Linked DNA regions of Homo sapiens: region 1 is linked to region 2. A link is an interaction called in ENCODE POLR2A ChIA-PET data of the cell type or tissue named here. Cell type or tissue: GM12878. All regions are shown on one strand. Links, peaks and the distances in the headings refer to the core of each region. The heading gives the core; the rest is flanking DNA.

Region 1 (6,113 bases), core at 1,412-5,411, 130 kb before region 2:
GTTCATTGCAGTCAGCATCATTATTCCCATTGTGTAAGGAGGTTGAGGGAATTCCTGTATGAAGTTTTCTTCATGAAGTAGAAAACAGATGCTATTTGCTTATAAATCTGTCTCCACTGTCCAGTATTAGACTGAGCTCCTTGAAGGCAGGGCCCATATGTTTTCATTTTTATGTCATCAGCAGAGTTCCTGGCACAAAGTAGAATATAACAGAAAAATGCTAGAGTCAGACCTGGGTTTGATTCCCAACTCTACTGCTTACTTGAGTGTATGATCTGGGATAAGTTGCTTAATCGTACTTCCTCTGTTTCCTCATCAGTAAAATAGAGATAATAATAACACTTCCTTTTTAGGGTTTAGTGAGGGTGAAGATTGCTCAGTACATTGTCAGTACTATGAAGCCACTTGGGAGACTTCTGGCTTTGGTTCATTGTGTTACTTTTATGAATGACATTCTTCTCCTTGGTCTTCTTACCTCTGTAGGAATTTGCAATATATACTATCTCCTACCCCTGACACCCCAACCAAACACCACACATTTTGAAACTATTTTCAGTGTTTGCCTTTCCAACTACTTCATTCCCAGATGAGGTTTTTTTTTTTCATATCTAAATGATAGAAACTAAGTGGGAGGAAGGTCTTTGAACTGTATCATACCCTCATCAATATTCTGTATTGTAAGCAATTATGACTTTGTTAAATTTTTTGCTGCCTTTTCTGATATACATAGTAGAGCTATAAATGGCCTCTAAGCATGACTTTAACTTATCCCACAGGTTTTCATATATAGCATCTTAATTTTCTGTTTTAATATTTTCTAATTTCCAATGTGACTTCATGGATTTATGGGCTATTTCAATAGAGGATTGTTTACAATTTTCTAACATGATAGTTTTCTATTTATCTTTTTGTTATGTATTTCTACCTTATTTGCGTGTTATTGCTGAATATTCCCTGGTTTCAGTCTTTTGTAATTTGTTGAGACTTGCCTTAATTGTAAATTTTTACAAATGTTTTTATTTGTGCCCTAAAAGAAAATGCATTCTGGAGTTTTTGGTTCCATTATTCTATGTCTATACTCTTTAGGTCGTTTGTTAATTATGTTCGTATCTTTTATATCTTTACTTGTTCTGTTTTCGTGTATTTTGCTTATTCAGACTGCTACTGAAATCTGTATTAAAAATTTATGGCATAATTGTAGATGACATTTTTGCCTTATAAATTTTTTTAATTTTAATTTATTTGTAATTCACAAATAATAATTGCATGTATTTATGGGGTACAGTGTGATGTTTTGATACATGTTCACATTGTGAAACAAATCAAGGTAATTAATATATCCATCACCTTGGCCAGGCAAGGTGGCTTACGCCTGTAATCCCAGCACTTTGGGAGGCTGAGGCAGGCAGATTACATGAGGTCAAGAGCTGGAGACCAGCCTGGCCAATGTGGTGAAACCCCTTCTGTACTAAAAATACAGAAATTAGCTGGGCATGGTGGTATACATCTGTAATCCCAGCTATTCAGGAGGCTGAGGCAAAAGGAACACTCAAACCCAGGAGGCAGAGGTTGCAGTGAGCCGAGATTGCGCCGCTGCACTCCAGCGTAGGTGACAGAGCAAGTCTCTCTCTCTCTCTCTCTCTCTCTCTCTCTCTCAATCTCTCTCTCCCCCCTCCCTCTCCCTCTCTCTCCTCCTCTCCCTCTCCCTCTCCCATCTATAAGCTATATCAGCTTTCTTTTGGTTGTGTTTGCATGGTCTATATTTTTCCATTCTTTGATTATTTAATATTTTCCCCTCTGTTAGCTTTATAGTTATACACTTTTTTACTATGCTTTTCTTAAATCAGAAATTACAAAACACATTCTTCACCTATCAAGTCTGCTACTACAGCTTCATGGACAGTGCAAGGAACTGAGAGCACTCTAATAGCTTCATTTACCCTTCTCCAGACTTACATTCTGTAGTTGTATTTTAATTACTGTATTTTAAACTTCATGGGATATTAATGTTACTATTTTATATAGTAAGCATTCATGTAGATTTACCCACACATTTCCCATTTTCCTTGGTTTTTCTTCTTTCTTGTTCCTGAAAGCTTCCATCTGGAGTCATTTTTCTTCTCCCAGTGGATTTTATTCATTGTAGGACTGCTAAGGAATTATTTCCTTCAGTTTTCTTTATTTGAAAATTATTTTTTCCCTTTTTTGAGGACTGTTTTTGCTAGGTATAGAATTTTAGCTCTTGGAGATATCACTCAATTGTCTTCTGGCTTCCAGAATTTATGTTGAGAAGCCAGCTGTCAGTTTAATTGCTTCTGCCAAAGTAATCTAATCACTCTGGTTTTTTTTCCTGGCTACTTTAAAACTTTTCTCTTGATACTCCACCTCACCCCCTGCCACATGTACCCTGGTGTGCATAGGTATGGGGGGATTGTTTGTTTTGGGGTGGGTTTTTTGTTTGTTTGTTTGTTTTTTTATCTTGCTGGGAGTTTTTAAACCTCCTTGATCTGTGACTTTAGATCTTTTGTCACTTTTGGAAAATGCTTAGCTATCATCTTGCTTCTGTGTACTTGCTCTTCTCAGGCTCTGGTTTTTCAGATGTCACATTCTCTCACTGAATCTCCTGTGGCTCTTACCCCTTCTCTCCCACCTTCACCTTTTTTCCTCTCCATGCTTCATTCTGGATATTTTTCAGACTAGTCTTTACTTTTCAAATTCTCTTCTTAGCTCTGTCAAATCTTTAATTAAGCCCACTTGTTGGCTTTTTAATTTCCATAATTGTATATTTTAGTTCTAGATTTTTCATTTAATTATTTTTCTTTCTTTGCTGATATTGTTAGTCTTGTATTTTTCTCTATATATATGATAGATCACTAACTGGACCAATTCTGACCAGTGAGCTATATGACCTGTGAGCTAAGAATGATTTTTACATTTTTAAGGAGTTGTTAAAAAGATGTAAAAAAAAAAAAAAAAAAAAAAAAAAGCATACAACAGAAACTGTATGTGGCCTGTGAAACCTAAAATATATATTCTTTGGCTCTTAACGAAGATGTTTGCCAACCCCTGGTATATATTAAAGACAGTTATTTTAGAGACTGTGTCTGGTAACCCTATTATTTGAAACTTCTTTGTTAGTTTCTGGAGTTTATTCCATACTTTTTATCAGTGCCATCCTGTCTCGTCATATGTGCCTGGTTTTATTGGGCTGAGCAATGGATGTTGTATATGTGAAAAAAAATTTTTTTAATTGAGACCTAGGATGACTTTCTTCCTATAGTGAGGATTTGTGTTTGCTTCCAACAGTTGATTGGAAATGCTAGTAATCCTGTATAACCTTATTTTAGCATCAGGCATTGAGGTCATTCTAAAATTAGCATCAGTTTACTTTTGGGTGACATTTACTCTAGAGTCTAATTTACTCTCCAGGGTCCCAGTGCAAAGATGGCCCTTCCATCCTAGGCCTTGGAATTTAACTTTTGTCCCTTTAGCCAGTGGCTGTCACAGGTACTTCTTGGCCTTTTAGCCTTTTCTTTAGGAATCAGAAAATATTCTTAGGAGAAAAAGTAACGTCAGAGGCCAGATACTGTGTGTGTGTGTATGTATGTATGTACTTCAGGTTTTCTGTTTGTCTTAGTACTAGGATTCGTCTGAATTATCTAACATACCATTATCAGCAGGGGAAGTTCGTGATGTACTTTATGTGTAATTTTTATAATTACATTAACTCCTCTTGAGATAACATAATTCAGACTCAGTCATTCCCTCAGAATACATTTAATATACACTATGTGTGTGTTTCTTTAATGTTTTTCATTAGTAAAGCAATGAGGAACCCTATTTTAAAAATTAAATTGATTTTGATAGCCCTGAATAGCAAGTTGCAGAGAAATCATTTGGAAAATAAATTAGCATACTTCTTATGCAAAACTTTTACTACTCTGGAATGCAGTGGTTTGTTTATTGTCTTAATTTCTGTAGCTTGTATTTTGTGAGATGTCTCTTTTACGGCATGAAATATATTGTACAGCCTGCATACCTGGTAAGAATGCGACCATATTAAAGATGAGGTGGTGGAGTCATTTACTTTTTGTGTTTCTTGTATACCTGTGCCTAGTACAGACATTCATTAAATCATGTTGATTACTAAGAAATCTCTCAGGGGCCAACTAGAAGCTAATTCAATATTAAGTGTAAAGATGCTCACAGAATTTTTGGAATATTTAATGTAATCAACTTGTTACTGGTCTTAAGTCTTGCTGCCAGTAGCTGAACTTGATTCCAAGATATTGCTGTTTTATTCTTGTATCAGTCACCATTTTTTATTAGGAGGGAGGGAGGGAGAGTGAGTGTGTGTGTGAGAGAGAGAGAGAGTGTGTGTGTGTGTGTGTGTGTGTGTGTGTGTGTGTGTGTGTGTGTGTGTGTAGGGTAACATTCCTACCCTTAAATGGACAGGTCTGATATTTTTATTTGGGAGGATAGAAGGGCCAAGTTTTTCCTCTGAAATATCATTAGTAATGGCTTTTGAAAACTGTTCAGTGAGCTTACCATTGTAGGATTGTCTAATAGTTTCAGAGAGTACCATATGGTTCTTATTTCAAAAGATCTTTTTGCTGAAAGTAGAGAACTTGGGTTAAAAAAGAGATTGCACAGTAATGTACATAAAAATTTGTTGAACATGTCGAAACCGCTTAAAAAGGTAAAGCTTGACATTTAGAATAACTTAAATTATTTTTTTTTTCAGCTTCCAGCTGATCTTACCAAGATGCATCTCACAGAAAACCCTCATCCACAGGTGACTCATGTGTCTTCTAGTCAGTCTGGTTGTAGCATTGCCAGTGACTCTGGAAGCAGCAGTTTATCTGATATCTATCAGGTAATACCTTAGGAATTTGTATGCTGCGTATATGGTTTTTTTATTTGCCAGATATTCTGTGATTGTGCCTTAGATGGTTAACATATCTTTTAGAGTATGAAATTCAAGCGTAAGGTCTTTAGAAAAATAAGCTTTATATACTGTGTCAAATTTGTAAGCATGATTAAAGACGTGATCTGTCTTTTGAGAATGATTAAGTATGGTTCAGCAGAGTATGAATCTAGTGTTCTCTTTCATTTATCCAGGTGAATCCATATTAATATCTAATGCTTGTTTTGGTTAAAAAATTAGTTCTTGGAATAACTGAACTTAAACTTATAAAAAGGCTGATTTTTGTTATAATTGACTGTATATGTCTTCTGTAGTTAGAAGTCATGAAGAAAATTAGAGCTGCTTTTCTACCATAAAGCCTCTGTTGTAGTCTAGCGTGAATTAAATAGCAAATTAGTGAGAATATTGATGGACTTTTCCATTTTCTAAAACCCAAGAGGAACAATTTCAAACCTACTGAGCTTTTCAGTGATCATTGTAATATTGGGGAGAAGGTTCTAGGAAGACCCATAAACTGAGAGAATCCTCACATGATCCTGCTGAGATTGAACCCAAGTTAGGTTCAAGCCAGGGTAATAAGTATTTCAGGATCCAGATAGTGGAACTTCTATGATGTCTTCTTTAATGCAAGTTGTAAGGAGCAGTTCCCTGGGTGTGGAGCCCAGTGGTTGATTTTGTCAGAGATCATGAGTATAGAACATAAAACAGTTTAAATAAAATAACAAGAGGATGCATGATATTGAGGGTTGGTTTGTTAAGGAATTCAAATATATTACCTATTTCAGAACTGTCAAATAGAAATTTAATGTGAGCCACGTATTTAATTTTAAATTTTCTAGTAGCCACATTAAAAAATATAAAAGGAAACAGGTAAAATTCATTTTAGTAATATATTTTATTTAGTGCAGTATAACCAAATACTATAATTACAACATGTATTTAATGTTTTAACATTATGCATGAGTTACCTTACATTACTTTTGCATATTAAGTCATCAAAAAACAGAGTTTAATTTAAAGTTACAGCACATCTCAATTTGGACTAGCCATGTTTTAAGTGCCTAATAACCACATACGGCTAGTGGCTACCATATACTAAGAATTGTAGAAATAGTATCATTGTCTGAGGAAAGCATTTTAGACTGGTTCTACAAAGTTACCCAGATTGAGATATTTTAGGAAAATA
Region 2 (6,113 bases), core at 1,345-5,344:
TTTGCCCACCTCGGCCTCCCAAAGTGTTGGGATGACAGGCGTGAACCACTGTGTCCAACCCTTAGATTCTTTTTTTAAAAGAGATAGGGTCTTGCTATGTTGCCCAGGATGGACCCAAGTCCTGGGCTCAAGTGATCCATCTGCCTCACCCTCCAAAGTAGCTGGGACTACAGACATGCGTCACCATGCCCAGCTGATACTTTTCTAAAATGTCTATCTGATCATACTAGTTTCCTATAGGAATATCAGATTGAAAAGAGGGAAGAAGGGACAAAGGACTGCTTGTTTCTGTTTCTGGTTTTAGGAGTAACAGATCCTTCTATGCTATTGGCTTAGATGGTCTGTGGCCTTAATTCCATTGTGCACAGATTGGATGTGGCTGCATTTAGAGAGGGACAGTCGAGTCCCTTATTAGGTACACTTACGCTGTACCTATCCAGAGAAAATCAGGTGAGCAAAACCTACATACACTTGTGAAAAATGATAATAGGACACAATGGACATTATGGACATTGGAAAGAGATTGAACTTAAAATTACCCCATTTGGAATCTGGGTGGTTTTGCCAAAAGACAGAAGCAGAGTGGTTTTTACTTCCTTTGCAGTATTTCTGAAAAGTAAAAACAGTTTTTTGCAGAAACCCAGAAACAGCAGCTGAAATGTTTTACATACTCCCTAAGGAAGCAGCGCCCAGCAGATGAAGCCCTGCGGGAGAGCACAGCAGCAGCGGAGGCTCTGGGGGAAGGCGTGGTGTCTAAGGCAAAGGACTCTGCCAGCTTACATATTTATTTGAAAGACACAGACATAAAAAGGATGAATATGTTTATATAACTTAAAGCAATGGTTAAGAAATAGGTAACTAGGTGAGGCTCTGAAGATTTTGAAAGAAGTGTGTTACTTGCTTGCTGCTCCTTTAAGGGAGAAAAACAAAACAAAAAACATTCCCATAAGCCTAGGAATTCTTTCTGGGCCCCCAAGGCAGGTTCTCAGCTGCATTTAACTGTCTAAAGCTACTGAACTCATGAGTTCTAGTGAGTTGTAAAAGCTCTAATGAACTCCATAGCTTGGATTTACAAAATAGAAAATCTGGGGGTTAGAATGAAGCACCGGCTTTACTTTTCTGCAAAGATTACCTTCTAATGAGATGAAAATCAGCTTTCTTCAATACCAAGATCACCATTCTTTGAGAACTTCCTTATAAGGTCCCAGATCAAACACTTGATCTTACTCAGGGAGTAACTGTTTTCTTTAGTAAATGCAAAGATTTTTTTCTTCTTCTAGGCATCAAAGGCAAACCAGATACAACATTAAGATGATGGGCATTAAAAAGATGAGGTAGGGGTCAAAATGAGCCTAGAGGTTGCATATATCTACAATAAAGTTTTTTTTTTCCTTCCTGCATAGATGGAGCAGCTCATTGAAAAACACTTTTATTTTTTCAAAGATTCAGGGTCTTGCTCTGTCACCCAGGCTGAAGTGCAGAGGCACCATCGTAAGTCAAGCTCACTGTAACCTTGAACTCCAGGGCTCAAGGAATCCTGGGACAAGGTATCAAAGGCAAACCCTCATAGTCTGAGAAACACTATGAAAACCAAAAGTTAAGGTGCTACAACATAAAAAGTCAGATGAAGATGAGTAATTTAATGGTTTCATTCTTACTGGACCATTCTAGATGGAGACAAGTAGAAGGTAAAGTTTCAATGACTTCTTTTAAGTTTGTGTATAGTGTACTTTAAGCCGAGGGCACAGAATTTCCTTCGTCTTTATCAATTTTGTAGATGTTTGCGTCTTCATAAATATTAGCAATTTCTAGACTCTGATACTCTATTATTTTATAGATATTTCTTTTTGTGGTTATGTGCCCCTCCTTCAACATTTTATGCATATCCTTTAAAAACATAAGCTCACAATGTAATTGCTCTTGGTCTACCAACATCAGTTTCTTCAGATACTTTTTCATAGTTGGGATTGTCAGAATTTTATTTTGCAAAGAACTTCATTTTAAGCCAATTTCTTTTTAGAATCTTTGGATATGGGATAAGGACAAAAGTTACCAGAAGTTTTGAAATAGTCTTTCCTAATATTTGTCTTTTCTGTTTTTAGAATGTTTTGTGGCAATTCTCATAAAACAAAACCTAACTCACCTATTCTCAGTATTCGACCAGCAGAACACCTCACTTACCTGTGCACATGATCTAATGCAACGAAGAGTCCCTAACAGGTTACACCTGGTGAGTATGCAGACGTAGAGATCTTCTTTGTCTTAAAACAGGTTTTAGCTGTGGCACGGACATTTTGGACCCAATCAATCTTTGTGGTGGGGGCTGTCCTGTACATCACAGCATATTTACCAGCATCCCTACTTTCCACTCCCCAGAGCCTGCACCACCCCCTCCTCAAGCTGTGATGACCAAAACTGTCTCCTGACATTGCTCTAATGTCTCCATGGGGAGCAAAATCACTCCCTATGGGAACCAGTGTCATAAACCATTTTAGAGGCAAACTACAAACTAACTCCCCAAACTGTGATGGTGGAAATAGTCTATAACTTCCTAATACAGCAGCTGATCACTACATGACACTGCTAAGCACCTGAAATGTGGCTAAGTATGAGGAGAATTCTTAATTTAATTTCATTTTAATTAAGTCCTACATATACTATAAGGACAAGATGCTTCATCATGGAAAGCTGTGTAGATATCTGATACCTCTGTTAAAAATCATGTGGTTGATAGGCAATAAAAACTTACAGAAAGGGTTTCACCATGTTGTCCAGGCTGGTCTCAAACTATCCACCCACCTCCATCTCCAAAAGAGCTGGGATTACAGTTGTGAGTCACTGCACCAGGCATAAATGTTTTATTAGTCCTATTTCTATCCATTTAATTTTCATTCTGACTAGGTATTTGTTAAATTAAGAGGTGAACTGTGAAGTTAAAGATTACAATGATAGAAATTTAAATTCTCTTTTAAATCAAAAAGTTTTAAGTTGTTTTTTGCATGATAGGAATCATGACTGAAAATATAAGAATGCAAAAAAGGTGCTCTAACTGAATTCTGGTAAATAATTCCTTCCTTGAAAGAAAAGAAAAACTAAACAAAATTTAAAGGAAAGGCCAACCAGGATTGAAAGAAAACATTTATTGAATCAAAATCAATACTTTCTTTTTAGTATCTACAAGCCAACACAGAACTCATTTTATTCAAGAATGAACACAATGTACAAAAAAAGTATGCTTATATTATAAAAATATGTCAATTTTATCTTCTGGGTGCTTAGCAGAAGTCATTTTAAACAAAATCAAGGCAAACTTGTTCTCTATAATGAGTCTGCTATAATTTAACAACAAAGTGAAAGCTAATGTACTTACGAAGTATTTTTAAAGGCCCACTGATAATGCTGCACTGGAAATGCTAAACCCAATGTTAACTAAAGTCAACATTTCCGCTCTACGCTTACTGGCACCACTTCATGCCTACATCATGGGAAAGTACCTCTTTTACAGAATGCAGATCACTGCTAACAATCCACATGACTAAGTCTTCAGTTTCCCTTGCTTAACATTTGTTAGCATATATTTCAGCAAAGATTAACAGTATAATGAATGTTGAGTAGTAAAATCCTATTTAATTCGCTTCAATTTAAAAATGAGATATGCTGCTATGGGGAACAAATGACCTCTTGAGATTTACAACCCCCTTTATAAAAGTGGGAAAGCTGCCTCCCTAAAAAAAATTATGTCCAAGGTTAATACCGTATCTTTTTTTGTAGTTTTCTTATTTCTTGATTTTATTGGCACCTCCCAGGCACTTTGGCATGTGCTCCTGTATAAAGTGTAGTTACTGTGCCTGTAGAGTTAGTGGCAGCTGCAGAGTAGTTATAGGCTGACAAGTCCACTTTTGGCTTACCATGGAGATCTGCTCCAACACATGCTGGTCGTTGGAGCAGCAAAAAAAAAAAAAAAAAAAAAAAAAACAGCGATTTGGAAAAAGACTAAAATCATGAGTCAGGGAAAAGGATCACGGCTTCCCGTACTATTGTTCCAGGAGTTATATGACAAGTAGAAAAATTGTACTAATTTAAAGAGTCAGTCAAAATAGAAGTAGACTAAATAGCATGAGTGCTGATAATGCCAAGAAAATCCAATCTCTCTTCTAAAGAGCTTGCACACAGCACATAGCAATGTCCCTGGCCAAGAAACTGACCGTGCCTGGCTGAGCAGAATGACAACAGTACTCAGGCAAATTCCACAATGCAACATCCACTTGGTGAATCAGTGACAATGGATGAATTCAACTTACTTTAGAAGTTGTTATTAAACAAACTGCAAAATGTCTACTCCGAAGATGCAAATGTTTTTCCTTGGCAGATCCTCTCTGTGCTTGGGATTGACACAAAGGCTCAAAACTGCAAAATACAAAGATCAAGTAATCTGGTGCCCCGCTGTACTGGGTAAATTAAATTTTAAAAAGTGGAGGAGAAATGCTTTCACATTTTACCTACATAAACCTAATGTTTGTTCAGTTGCCTGTTTTGCAAGAATCTTGGACTAAGGTAAATGAAGGCAGAAGATAAAGTGATCCCTGTTCCTTTATTCCAAGTTAAAGTTTTTAATTAAGCCCCATTTGTTATATGAAATGTTAATCCTACCAAATGTAGTTAGATAGGCTTGAATTGGACATAGGATTTAAACAAACATTTTAATGAGAACACAAACCACTGACTCTGGCTTAACACCACACTCTAACAGAAAAGAAGAAACCTTTACAGAAATATTTGAAATATACAAAATTCGTGCAAGGACAAACATATTTTAGAACCTGAGCAAAGGCTTCGTACAGGTTGTTTTCACTGGCAATAATTCAGCCAGGTCGGTATGTATGTTGCTCTTGGCAACTGATGTGGCCCCTAAAATAATATGTAGAGCACAGAAAGGCCAGTGACTCTGGAGGTCTGCAGTTAGTAGTACAGGCCAGAAGTTCAAGAAACTGCTACTGGAAACAACTGGATACCATAACATTAAAAAGAAGTAAAAATAAAAGAATGAGTGCACAAAGAAACGAACAGCTAATTAATAAGATGAAGATGCTCAGGATTGGACTGGAGGAGAGTATGACCGCAACACTCAGATACATAACCACACCTGTAACCACACCTGTTTACAACCACAGGTCCTTGCTCTCAAAATAAATATATTGAACATTTACAACAGAATGAATGCCTTATGAATGCAAGCTTTTCTTTTATTGCAATTCTAATCAATCAATCAAACAGACCAAAAGGTCATACTTCTAAAATAAGCTACAAGTAATCTTTTTCTATGAAAATGATGTGACTTGGTGCCACAGCTAAACTTTATCTAATAGCAGCATCATCAGCCCATGGCAGCAAAGAAATGTTAATTTCTGGCATCCCATGGGCTCTTACCGAAGCAACAACTTCATAAAGCATGCAGATATCTATTCTGCTGAAGTTTCAAACAAACAAACAAATAAAAATGATCATTGTGCTTGTGGGTCTCATACCTTCCAAAATATACATAAATGATGGCAAATTAACAAATAATAGCAGGTCCTTGCTTTCCAATAAAATCGTAAGGCAGGGGGTCGGCAGTGAAAAGAAAAATGTTTAAAATAGAAAAAAAAAACTGCAAAATGGTGTTAGCATTCACAAAAAAGATCATGCGAAGATCAGATCCATACTGATTAAACATTGAAAATTCAGTGACAATCCAAAGAACTCTGTCCATGAGTCCAAAGGCATGCATGCCAGCTGAAGGAAATGCAGGATTCGTCTGACAGTATCTTCTTCAGAGCAGAACAGTAACATCTCACTGGAATAATCACGACAGGGTGGACAAGGTGCCATCACACTTCTTTTTTGTAATTCAAAATAAAAGCAATCACAGGACAAAAAAAAATTACAGAATAGTGGACAGAGAAAATATAGAAATTCACAATAACCCTATAAAACAAAAAAAAACTTGAAATTATTTCTACATTTTCAGGGTTTATCCTTTTTCAAAGTAGTCTTTTTAATTAATTTGAAAAGTTTATAAACAATGAAGTCTTAACTGTAAAATTACTACCCAAGAGATTATCTTTAGTATCAGT

The links. Peaks named below come from ENCODE experiments on the same cell type or tissue, not always from the same donor. Only the 100,000 strongest peaks of a DNase experiment are listed, where the experiment ranks them.
Region 1: POLR2A ChIA-PET joins it to region 2 with 11 read pairs; 4 of 35 experiments call an interaction of 5 or more read pairs at or near these places.

The regions. Positions count from the first base shown.
Region 1 is chr5:131,520,153-131,526,265 of GRCh38, reverse strand. RAPGEF6 (Rap guanine nucleotide exchange factor 6) reads left to right here. Exons shown (of 28, transcript NM_016340.6): 7 at 4,745-4,876. Among named protein-coding and RNA genes, the nearest start is that of RAPGEF6, 110 kb to the left of the region's middle. In GM12878, for the core only: no CTCF peak of the experiment used is centred there; no DNase peak of the experiment used is centred there.
Region 2 is chr5:131,391,680-131,397,792 of GRCh38, reverse strand. CDC42SE2 (CDC42 small effector 2) reads right to left here. Exons shown (of 5, transcript NM_001375635.1): 5 at 3,121-6,113. LOC105379173 (a long non-coding RNA gene) reads left to right here. Exons shown (of 3, transcript XR_007058929.1): 3 at 1-3,153. Among named protein-coding and RNA genes, the nearest start is that of CDC42SE2, 130 kb to the right of the region's middle. RefSeq lists an enhancer at 1,571-1,770. In GM12878, for the core only: no CTCF peak of the experiment used is centred there; DNase peaks (open chromatin) are centred at 1,603 and 3,412; H3K4me3 peaks cover 375 bases; H3K27ac peaks cover 2,535 bases.